Regions from separate parts of the Homo sapiens genome. Here region 2 is linked to region 1. A link is a loop called in an ENCODE intact Hi-C map of the cell type or tissue named here. Cell type or tissue: heart right ventricle. All regions are shown on one strand.

What was found. Peaks named below come from ENCODE experiments on the same cell type or tissue, not always from the same donor. Only the 100,000 strongest peaks of a DNase experiment are listed, where the experiment ranks them.
Region 2: a loop joins it to region 1, with 18 times the contacts of the local background. A loop is called at or near these places in 1 of 110 quality-filtered maps.

What each region holds. Positions count from the first base shown.
Region 1 is chr10:63,717,347-63,722,346 of GRCh38, forward strand. No RefSeq gene overlaps it. Among named protein-coding and RNA genes, the nearest start is that of REEP3, 200 kb to the left of the region's middle. In heart right ventricle, a CTCF peak has its summit at 2,835 (motif pointing left); a DNase peak (open chromatin) is centred at 2,845; H3K27ac peaks cover 1,903 bases.
Region 2 is chr10:61,785,486-61,790,485 of GRCh38, forward strand. The region is part of intron 3 of LINC02625 (long intergenic non-protein coding RNA 2625); the gene reads right to left. Among named protein-coding and RNA genes, the nearest start is that of LINC02625, 80 kb to the right of the region's middle. In heart right ventricle, no CTCF peak of the experiment used is centred here; no DNase peak of the experiment used is centred here.

The DNA.
Region 1 (5,000 bases):
CTTACGGCTCTATCATACCATATTCTTCAATCTATTTCTGGTTCAGATGCTCAAGAGAGACAATTTGATTGCCTTGTTTATTTATTAACATAGTCTCATTTGGACAGAGCTTTTTATTCAGACAGAGTCTCACTTTGTCACCCAGGCGGGAGTGCAGTCGTGCAGTTGTGCAGTCACAGCTCACTGCAGCCTTGGCATCCTGGGTTCATGCTATCCTCCTGCCTCGGCGCCGCCCCCCCCCCGCCCCCAAGTAGCTGGGACTACGGGCACATGCCATCATGCCCAGCTAATTTCTTTCCTATTTGTAGTAGAAATGGAGTTTCACCATATTGTTCAGGCTGATCTCAAACTCCTGAGCTCAAGCAATCTGCCCGCCTCAGCCTCCCAAAGTGCTGGGGTTACAGGCATGAGCCACCATATCTGGCCAGAGCTTTTGTTTTAAATCATATGATAAACACTGGCCAGCTAAATTTCAGGCACCCCCTGCCCCCAATGCCCAGAGTTGTATCTAAGATTCGAGTGGTGTATGTAGCATTAAGGCATTGGAAAAAATACAGTCTTACCCTGTATGTACCCTGTATATATCCACCTTGGCCTTCATGTGACACTGAGCATAGCAGAGATCACCACTTATCTGCAGATATCCATGTACTCTTTCTTTGGTCAAAGAACTACCTTATTTTTACCTAGGCACAGGCTGCCCACTTCCCAGCCTCTCTGAAGTGAGGTGTGGACATGTGTCTAAGGCTGGCAGGTCGGCAGCAAGTGGGAACGGCGTACCTCCTCCTGGCTCAGGCCCTTAAATGGCATCTCTGAACCCTCAGCTTTGCACATCCCTTTTTCTCTTTCTCCCAGGCTGGAATGAGGATGTGGTGATGATGAGTTGGCTTTGTTTCCGTGAGGGCACAAGGATAGCATTCTGTGGGGTGGCAAAGTAACAAGATGAAAGGAACCTGGGCTCCTGGGTGATCTGGTGGTGCAGAGCAGCTCTAGCCCCCTGACCAGTATTACCTTGAACTTGTATGTGGATAGAAATGAGCATTCTATCTTGTTTAAGGCTCAGTTATGTTGGTCTCTTTGAAAACAGCTAAACTGATATCCTAAAGGATACTCCCATTTTCTAGGGGGGGTCCCTGCCGTACCCTCCTTTGTTTCTGATGGTCCAGCCTCTTCTGGTCTGTGGCTTCTGAGAGCTTTGCTTGTGCCGCGTTCTGCATGTTGGCGATATTCGAATGCTTCTTCGCCAGCTGCACTGTGAGAAACTCTGGTCTATGCTCATCTTGCATTTCTGGCACCATTCTCTGCCACCACACCACTCTGTGGCTTTGGAACTTTGTGAAGCTCTTAGCGGACCATCTGCCTAGACATGTCATACAGATTTTCCTTCCACTTCTGCACAAGCCAGATGTGGGGAACTAGAGAGTCCTATAGCTCCCAGATTCCACCCAAAGGGGAGCAGGATACTCAGCTCTAGAATCCCCAAACGTGTTTGGACATTTTATTATTCCTCCCTGTGACCCCAAATATAGGGCTCAGCTTAAGATAAAAGTAGGTTAGACCCAGGGTCCCTTTTCAGAAGCCCACTGGTGTCTTCACTTTTCTTTCAAATCTCTCCATTCTGCTCTATCAGATAAATCTTCTGAGTCTTGGGAGCAGAGGAAGCTCTGTCCTAACAGGGCAGGTTTCCTTCTACACCTTTTATCTCATTTCTGGGGCCTAAGCTTTAGGAAGATTCTGTTTTCTGGATTATGTTGTATCCTCCCTTCTCTGAGGCAATTAAGGCAGAACCTCATGAAGTGATAAACAGAATGCAGTAAATGGACAGAAGTGTCTGTTAATACTTTAGAATTTCACCTGCCATTTAACTAGCAGCCAATATTGTCAAATACTTGTCTTTTAGGAGTTTCTTCAGTCAATAAATCAGCCTGGTTTGTCATGGTGCAGTGGACAGGTCACTGGCTTGTGATTTGGAAGGTTTGTGTTCTACTCCTAGTTTACTCGTCGTTTTTGGAAGCAGACCCTCTATGTCAATAGCAAAGGGCAATTCCAAGTGGTAGTGTTCGTCTGTTTTTATCTGTGGACTTTGATTCTGCTGATTGTGTGACATTGGGAAATTGACCTAGATTTCATGCTTCAGTTTTTACTGTATATTTCCATAGCATGCTCTATCTCAGACTCAGGGAACTTATGTGAAGTGATAATAATGGTTAATATTTAAATAGAATCTCTAAAGAAAAAGTATTGTTTCTAGTACTTTATGTGTATGAATTCATTTGTGACTCATTCATAAGGTAGATCATGAGGTATAATCTAAAGTAGGGCTAGGATTTAAGCTTACACAGTCTGGTTCTAGGTCTGTGCTATTAATTATTAAGCCAGACAACCTCTTATAATAGGGAATAATTTGAAGGAGAGAAATGAAAAATGCCCTGCAATTATTCGAGTACTTTCCTAGTCTTATTTATAAATACCAATCTTTCAAAAGTAAACTGGGCCTCAATTCTGCTGAAACCATCTCAAATTTCAGATGAGGAATAGCTGAATGGATGCTAATACTGCAGTGATTACAATTATTAAACTATTCATTTTTATAAAATGAATAATGAATACACTTTAACCCACCTCCTTTCAAAAATGGTTTCAGGTCACAGATCAGTATAAGCAACTCAATTTTAATTCCAGCTTAGAAATAATAATTCAAAAATAGTATTTACTAAGTAATTAAGTAAGGGTTCTTTTAATTTTTTCGCCTTATGCTCATTAAATTATTTTAACCCTGGCCAGACTAATTGAAATTTAACTGCATGATAAAACTTTACCGCCATCTAGTGTCAGTCAGGAGCATTGCAGGAGTGTTGCTTTTTGAATCTGTTTTGGTAGCTACCTGCCGTATCTATGGCAATATTAAGCGGCACTCCCAGGTGGCACTCTTTGACTCCTATACCAGCGACCTTTGATTTTATAGATTATTCCAATAATTTGAGTTCAGAGGAACTAATTTCATGGCATTTCTTATTTCTAAATCCTGGTTTATTTTATGAGTGTGCTCTCAGGGGAATATAAGAATCTTTCATCCAAGTCAGGGATAGTTTCTAAATTCTCTGAATGTCCTCACCCCTAAGAGCTCTTGTTACTTTAGCTTCAAGATGGTAAACGTGGGGGAAAACTTTGTGCTATATATTTAAATTATTATGAGTTTTTTTTGTATATCAAGTATTTATGTGTACACTATAATAGTTATCTACTGCTGTGGGATAAATCGCCTCAAAATGTAGCAGCTTAAACAGCAAAAATTTATCTCACACTATTTCTGAGGGTCAGGAAGCAGAGAGTGGTTTAGCTGGGTGGTTCTGGCTAAGGGTATCTCGCAAGGTAAGTCAAGTGTGAGATGAAGCTGCAGTCATCTCAAAGCTCAACTGGAGCTGGAGAATCTGCTTCCAGACTCACCCGTGTTAGCAGGTTTTGGTTTCTTGCTTGCTGTCGGCTAGAAGCTCAGTTCCTTGACATGTGGGACTCTTCACAGGACGTGCTTCCCCTAGAGCAAGAGGAGAGGGGAAGAGAGTGAGAGACAGAGAGGAAGCCACAGTCTTTTAAAATAATCTAATCTTACTCTCATATGTTATTGATCAACCAAACCAGCCCTGGTCCCCTTGTGTGGCAGAGAATTACAGAAGCTTGTGAATAACAGTAGGTGGGGATCCTTGGGGCCATCTTGAAGGCTGGTGACTACACCCACCATCAAGCTTTATTAAATAGTAATGTTTTGCCTGATTTGGGTAACTGCTTCATAACATGAGTTTAGCCCAAGGCTAAATTCTGAGAGGTACAAATGGGAAACAACTTTTTCTCCCTTGGTTGCTTTCAACCATACTATGCTAAATCTCCCTTCTGTGCTCTGTAACTTCAATCTCTGGTAGATTTCATAGCTTTTGGCTCACATTCAGCTGTAACAAGAGTCCTTGTTTGTTTGTTTCTTATTTTTAATACATGGTTTCTTATTTTTAATACATGGTTTCACTCTGTTGCCTCACTGCAGCCTTAACCTCCTGGGCTCAAGTGATCCTCAATCTCAGTCTCCGGAGCAACTGGGACTACAGGAATATGCACCATACCTGGCTAATTGTGTGTGTGTGTGTGTGTGTGTGTGTGTGTGTGTGTGTGTGTGTGTGTATTTGGTACACATGAGGTCCCACTATGTTGCCCAGGCTGGTCTTGAATTCCTGGGCTCCTGCCTGGGCCTCCCAAAGTGCTGAGATTGCAGGCATGAGCCACTGTGCCTAGCCCCTGTTTTCAGGTATTAAAAATGTTAGTCTGGGCTGGGCATGGTGGGTCACGCCTGTAACTCCACTACTTTGGGAGGCTGAGTGGGAGGATCACTTGAGGCCAGGAGTTTGAGACCAGCCTGAGCAACCTAGCAAGACCCTGTCTGTATTAAAAAAAAAAATTAGCTGGGTGTGATGGTGCATGCCTATAGTCCCAGCTACTTAGGAGGCTGAGGTGGGAGGATCACTTGAGCTCAGGAGATTGAGGTTACAATGAGCTATGAGTGCACCACTGTCCTCCAGCCTGGGTGACAGAGTGAGACCCTGTATTAAAAAAACAAAACAAAACAACGCCCTCCCCAGCCAAAAAAAAACTTAGTCCAATCTCATATATAGCTTGAATCTTCTCTCCTTAACTCTTCTTACTTCTGACTCTGAGGAAGGAGAGCATGACTGTTCTTTCAGTGTTTTTCTGACTATTTCTCATCTCTTTCCTGCTTTCTAATTCCTCTAGTATAGAATCCAGCATGCAGATCAGAGAAAGAGGAGCAAAGTGTCACTGTACTTAGCTGGTATTGTATGTGATTCTCTCATGGATAATACTGGCTGGGACTCATTCCCTCTGTTAATCTGAGAATTCACATAGAGCTTCTCCAGGGCACCCTGTGGGGATGCAGGGGGTTCCTCCTATTCTGGTCATTCTCCAGTTGCTTCTGAAAATCTTCTCTCAGCTTTTGC
Region 2 (5,000 bases), 1.9 Mb before region 1:
AATGAACAAGGGTTCTAGCATCTCTCTGAAAATTGATAGTGCACTTTTAGATAGAAGACAGAGAACAGGCTGAGGAAGAAGGCAAATAGGTAGACAGAGATGATTGACAATGTCCACGTGCACATCCACAGATGTTCCTGAATCAGCTACTTTGTCAAGACCCCACCCTAGGTGCTTCTGGTAAAGAGGTAAGGCTTGTCCTGGCTTCCAGGATCTCACAGTGTAGGGGAACAAGGGAAATTGCCATTTCTTAATCACTTATCGTTTGCTAGTAGACTTTGTTGATTTCATTCATACAATAAATATTTTGTTTTTGTTCTAGTTTATGAGACAGATGAATAAGTTAGGTTTCCTAATCCCTTATAGAGGGAGCCAGACATGACATCAGTACTTACACAAAACGTTTTCAATTATAACTGAGGCAAGTACTACAAGGAAAATCATAGCACATGGTCTAATGGAGGAGGAGGAGGAGTTAGCATGACTTGGTCTGAGGGTCCATGGAAGCCCTCCCAGAAAAAAGCTGTTCCAGCTGGGTTCTGGGGCCAAGCATGAATTAGTCCAGTGGAAGGAACAGCACCAGCAAAGGCCCTGAGTTGGAAGGAGCTTACTCCAAGAATAAGGTACATATTATTATCCCCATTTTACACATGAAGTAGCTGAGATCTACAAAGATTAAGTAACTTCCTAAGGTTATGCATAACACATAAACTCAAAGATAGCGATCTACCATATAATCCAGCCTCTCCTAGAAGCAGAAACAAAGATACACGGCAGCCTTTAAAAACAATTATCAGGAGACCCTCTCATGCCCCTCAAGGCCACTGCTCCTCCTGAAGGAGCTAAGGACAGGTTTTCATTTGCTCACTCTACTGGGCTCCAGATCAAATTAAATTAAAAGCCAGCTATTTCAGACGAAAAAGTCCTGCGTCCTTTTTGGGAATAAAATCGTCTTCCCTCCTCCCCAGGGCCTTTCATACCATTATGGTGCAGTCCCAAGCTATCAATGATAGTGAAAAAATGGGGCTTTGCGATAGAGGAAAGAGGCTATTCAAACTGCTCCTGATTTCTATAAAAGAGAGATCTTTTGATCTTTGAAACAGCCATAGGGCAGTTTGATCTTTCTCAAACTCATTTATTTTAGATTCTTGCAAATTTCTTTTCTGTAGGTTTACTTCCTCAGAAAACTCAATATTCAATTGAACAGTGACTTTTATACATTGAAATGCAATATTGAATAACTGAAGCCTAATAAATGCCATCCCGCCTATATAGGATATTTTAAAAATCATAAAAGGGCTGATTGAGCCCGATCCAGGCAAAGATGACAAAGCGAATTCAATGCTTCTTTTGAAAATGAGTCATGGTCAGAAATACTCACTTTGACCAAAAGCATTTCTTTGAATGCCAGAGGTAAATTTGCTCACTTTCATTTTCTGCCTGGGTTTCAGATCGGCCCTGCAGAACTGAACAAAATCAACTCTGAGAGGCCCTGGCAGCTGTTCCAGATGTAAATGTGAACAGGATACTGAGATTGGGCCTATTTCCTTCTATGTGTTATTTTCAAATTATGCAGATAATATTCAGATATGGGTCTATCAGACTTGGCATATTTTTTTCAGGGAGGAGTAAATCATTGCTATTCTCTGCTGCATTAACATTCCCCAGGACCACCCTCTCTTTTTTTCTTAGAAAAAGGATATTTTCTTGTCACGAGCCTCTAAATTACTGGCACAAGAAGAATCTGACATATGTTCCCAGTCGTGGGGGGGCTCATGGGAGGACAGGTACAACATACTCAATAGATTAGCCAAAAGAAACAGCCTTTGATGTCAGGGAACCTTTCCAAATTTCATGTAAGACTCAAACAATCTGTGGCAAATCAAAGTTCTCAATCAGAACTTCTGTCCCACTTCTCTTGGTGCAGCTATGGCTGGAGGAACTTTTGTTTTAACTCTTTGTAGATTATTACTCAGTTTGAGAGTGTGTTTCTCTCATGACCCTTCCAACATTATGAACTTTAAGAAGATCGATAACTTCATTCTCCATCTTCATCTTAACACATGCACTTTTTCCCTCTTGGATATGTGTTTTAGGAAAATGCAGATTAGCATTGCCAAAGAGCCAGTTGTTTTTAGCAACATTCCCCTCGGTGTGACCTCCTAAGAAGGTCTGATTTTATAAACCATTAAAGGAACACTACGTTTTCCATACTCCCTGTATCAGCTAAAGGCTGGAAAGGGCAGCAAAAGCAGGATCTCCATGGAGGAGGAATGATAACCACTTGGAAGAAGATGGTGGAGAAAAAGCAGGCATTGGCTATGCACAGAAGATGTCGGTCTTGCTTTAACAATCTCCCTTAAGGCCTGCTGCCCCACACTTTCCTTATGGTGTCAGCATTCCAAGAACATTCTTTGGGAACCAGAGACAAAGATGGCACCAATACCTCAGAGCCTTTTGATTAAAGAGTTGTCGTTTTCCATCTTGGGACCGTGGAAAACAACTTTTACATAAGAAAGTTTCTCTCAAGGGTGAGTAAACTATCCACAGCTTAAAAATAAAAATTGATAATTAATGTCCATGAAAGGGCTCTAAAGAAAAGATTCCCAGCAAATCAAAGGTAAAATTCTGAGCTCATATGACTATATCCATAGACATGTCCGTGCCTGTCTCTAGAGCCATTAGCTATCCAAGAGACATTGGAGGAAAGAAATTATTATTTCCTTAGAAGCAAATGGAGGCTTCCTTTTCCTTCCATCAAGAACACTTTAAAACAAACAAACAAACAAACAAAAAACAATATCTGGATTTCTAGACACTCAGAAATATGTTATTCATAGGTTTCTTACACTTCCGGGCCTAGAACATAAGGTAGCATGTTCTAAGAATAATGTTCTGAGAGGAACGTAAGATATAAAAGAACTAATGTCATTCAAGGCACAGTAATACAATCCAAAGACAAAACAGCACCACACACATCTTACAGGGCATGTGCTCTGTGTCTAGTCTATCACTGGTTTGAAAAACTCTAGTGGAATGAGATTACCTTTGTCACTCAGTTAGCACCACTTGTCACCTTTCATTGACTCTGCTGTTTCCCGTTTATAATTTCAGCAGGAGATTGAATCAAGCTGTAGACTTATGGAATAACGCCCCCAGACATTCACCCAAGAGTAGTTTAGGCAAAGTTTTCTGTGTCAGGAATAAAAATGTTGAATTTGAAAATGAAGTACAACCAAGTGGAAATATAAAATGGCAGAGGAGGGCCAGATGTGATGGTTCGCACCTATAATCCCAGCACTTTGGGAGGCTGAGACAGGCAAATCACTTGAGCTCAGGAGTTCAAGAGCAGCCTGGGCAACACAGAGAAACCTTGTCTTTACAAAAAAGACAAAAGTTAGCTGGGCGTGGTGGCACACGCCTGTAGTCCCTGCTTCTTGGGTGACTGAGACAGGAGGAACACTCCAGCACAGGAGGCTGAGGCTGCAGTGAGCCCAGATTGCACCACTGTACTCCAGCCTGGATGACAGAATGAGACCCTGTCTCAAAAATAAAATAAAATAAAAAAATAAAATGGCAGAGGAAGGCTGCCTGCCTAATTAGAGTGGTGGAACAAAGTTATGAAGCAGGAATGCTTAATATCAGGAGAAAAATGGAGGATTATGGCTTTAAATAAATGGGACTCACTCTCCTACCAGCATCTTCCCCATTCCAATGCAATCCTCCACACTAGACCATCTGCCAGTTGCTCTGGCAGGAGTGTGTCACCAAGTAGAATGGATCCACTAATTCTGGGATAAAGTCAAGAAAATTCCTCCAATGCAGAACACAACACTAACCTCAGTGACTGTAGCCCTTATATATCCAACGATCTTCTAGGGAAGCAAGAGAGAAAGCACCAATAAAATTCCAAAGCAAAAAGATAAACATCACTTGTAAATGAAGCAATGGGGTACAATTTGGAGCAAATGTTCACTGATAATAAATCAAAAGCTCAATATTTGCCCCCTCAGGCCTCCCCAAACTTCCCATCAGTAAAATGCTATCAAAACAAGCAAGGAAAAACATATTCCTACTTCAATTTCTATTTCAGTGCAAAATACAGTTCTCAAAATGTCAGTTTCATCTAGTTTGGCCTTTCCAAGAACGTGCATAGTTAATCGTCAATGAACTGTAGTGTTTGGAGGATGCTGTTTAATTGAATTTTCAGGTTAACTGGGGCTAAGCAGAAAACTTTTTTTCTTTTTTGTTTCTAGTAGGAATCCTATAAAGTACTGATGGAATGGAAATGATGGTGTCCTGGAGACCCAGGGACCTAGGTTCCTAGGAAATTTCTTGGGAAGTCATATGCAAAAGAAATCCTGACAAAAAGAAGGCAAATAATACGTCATTGTCAGCTGTGTTTGTGTCCCAGGCCTTTAGGTAGAGCTCTCTGATAGAGTTAGCTGGAGCCTATGCCTTAGCTCAGGACTTTTAGGTCCTCACCCTGCCCATGTGCCTAAAGTCAAATCTTATTATTAGGACATCACAGGAAAAGAGCAAATAAAGAATGTTTACAATGAGAAGAAAGTGCAAAATATCCTTGCTTAATATGCCACATGGAAGTGAGTGCTAAACTGCCTACTTCAGCCTCCTGAAGAAGAGAAGCAGATTTTACCCTTAATAATAAATGTGGTTCACGGCAAAAATGGGTTTCACCTCATGGATAATTTTATGCCTTTTTAAATGAAATTTTACTCTATTATATAGATGATGACTTGAATATTACTCCTCCATGTCTTTACCAGATTCAGAGAATATAACACCACTAAATTACTATCATTGCCATCATTACAAACACATATTTTCTAGCACAGTTGGTTCCACAATAGACTAGCATACCGGTGCTTACTGTAGGGAAATGTAAAAGAGAAGGCCAGCGCAGCGGTCATTTAAAGAGATCTAAGCCATCTAAATTATCCTCCTAAAAACCCTTCAAAATCCTAAGAAGACAAGTAATA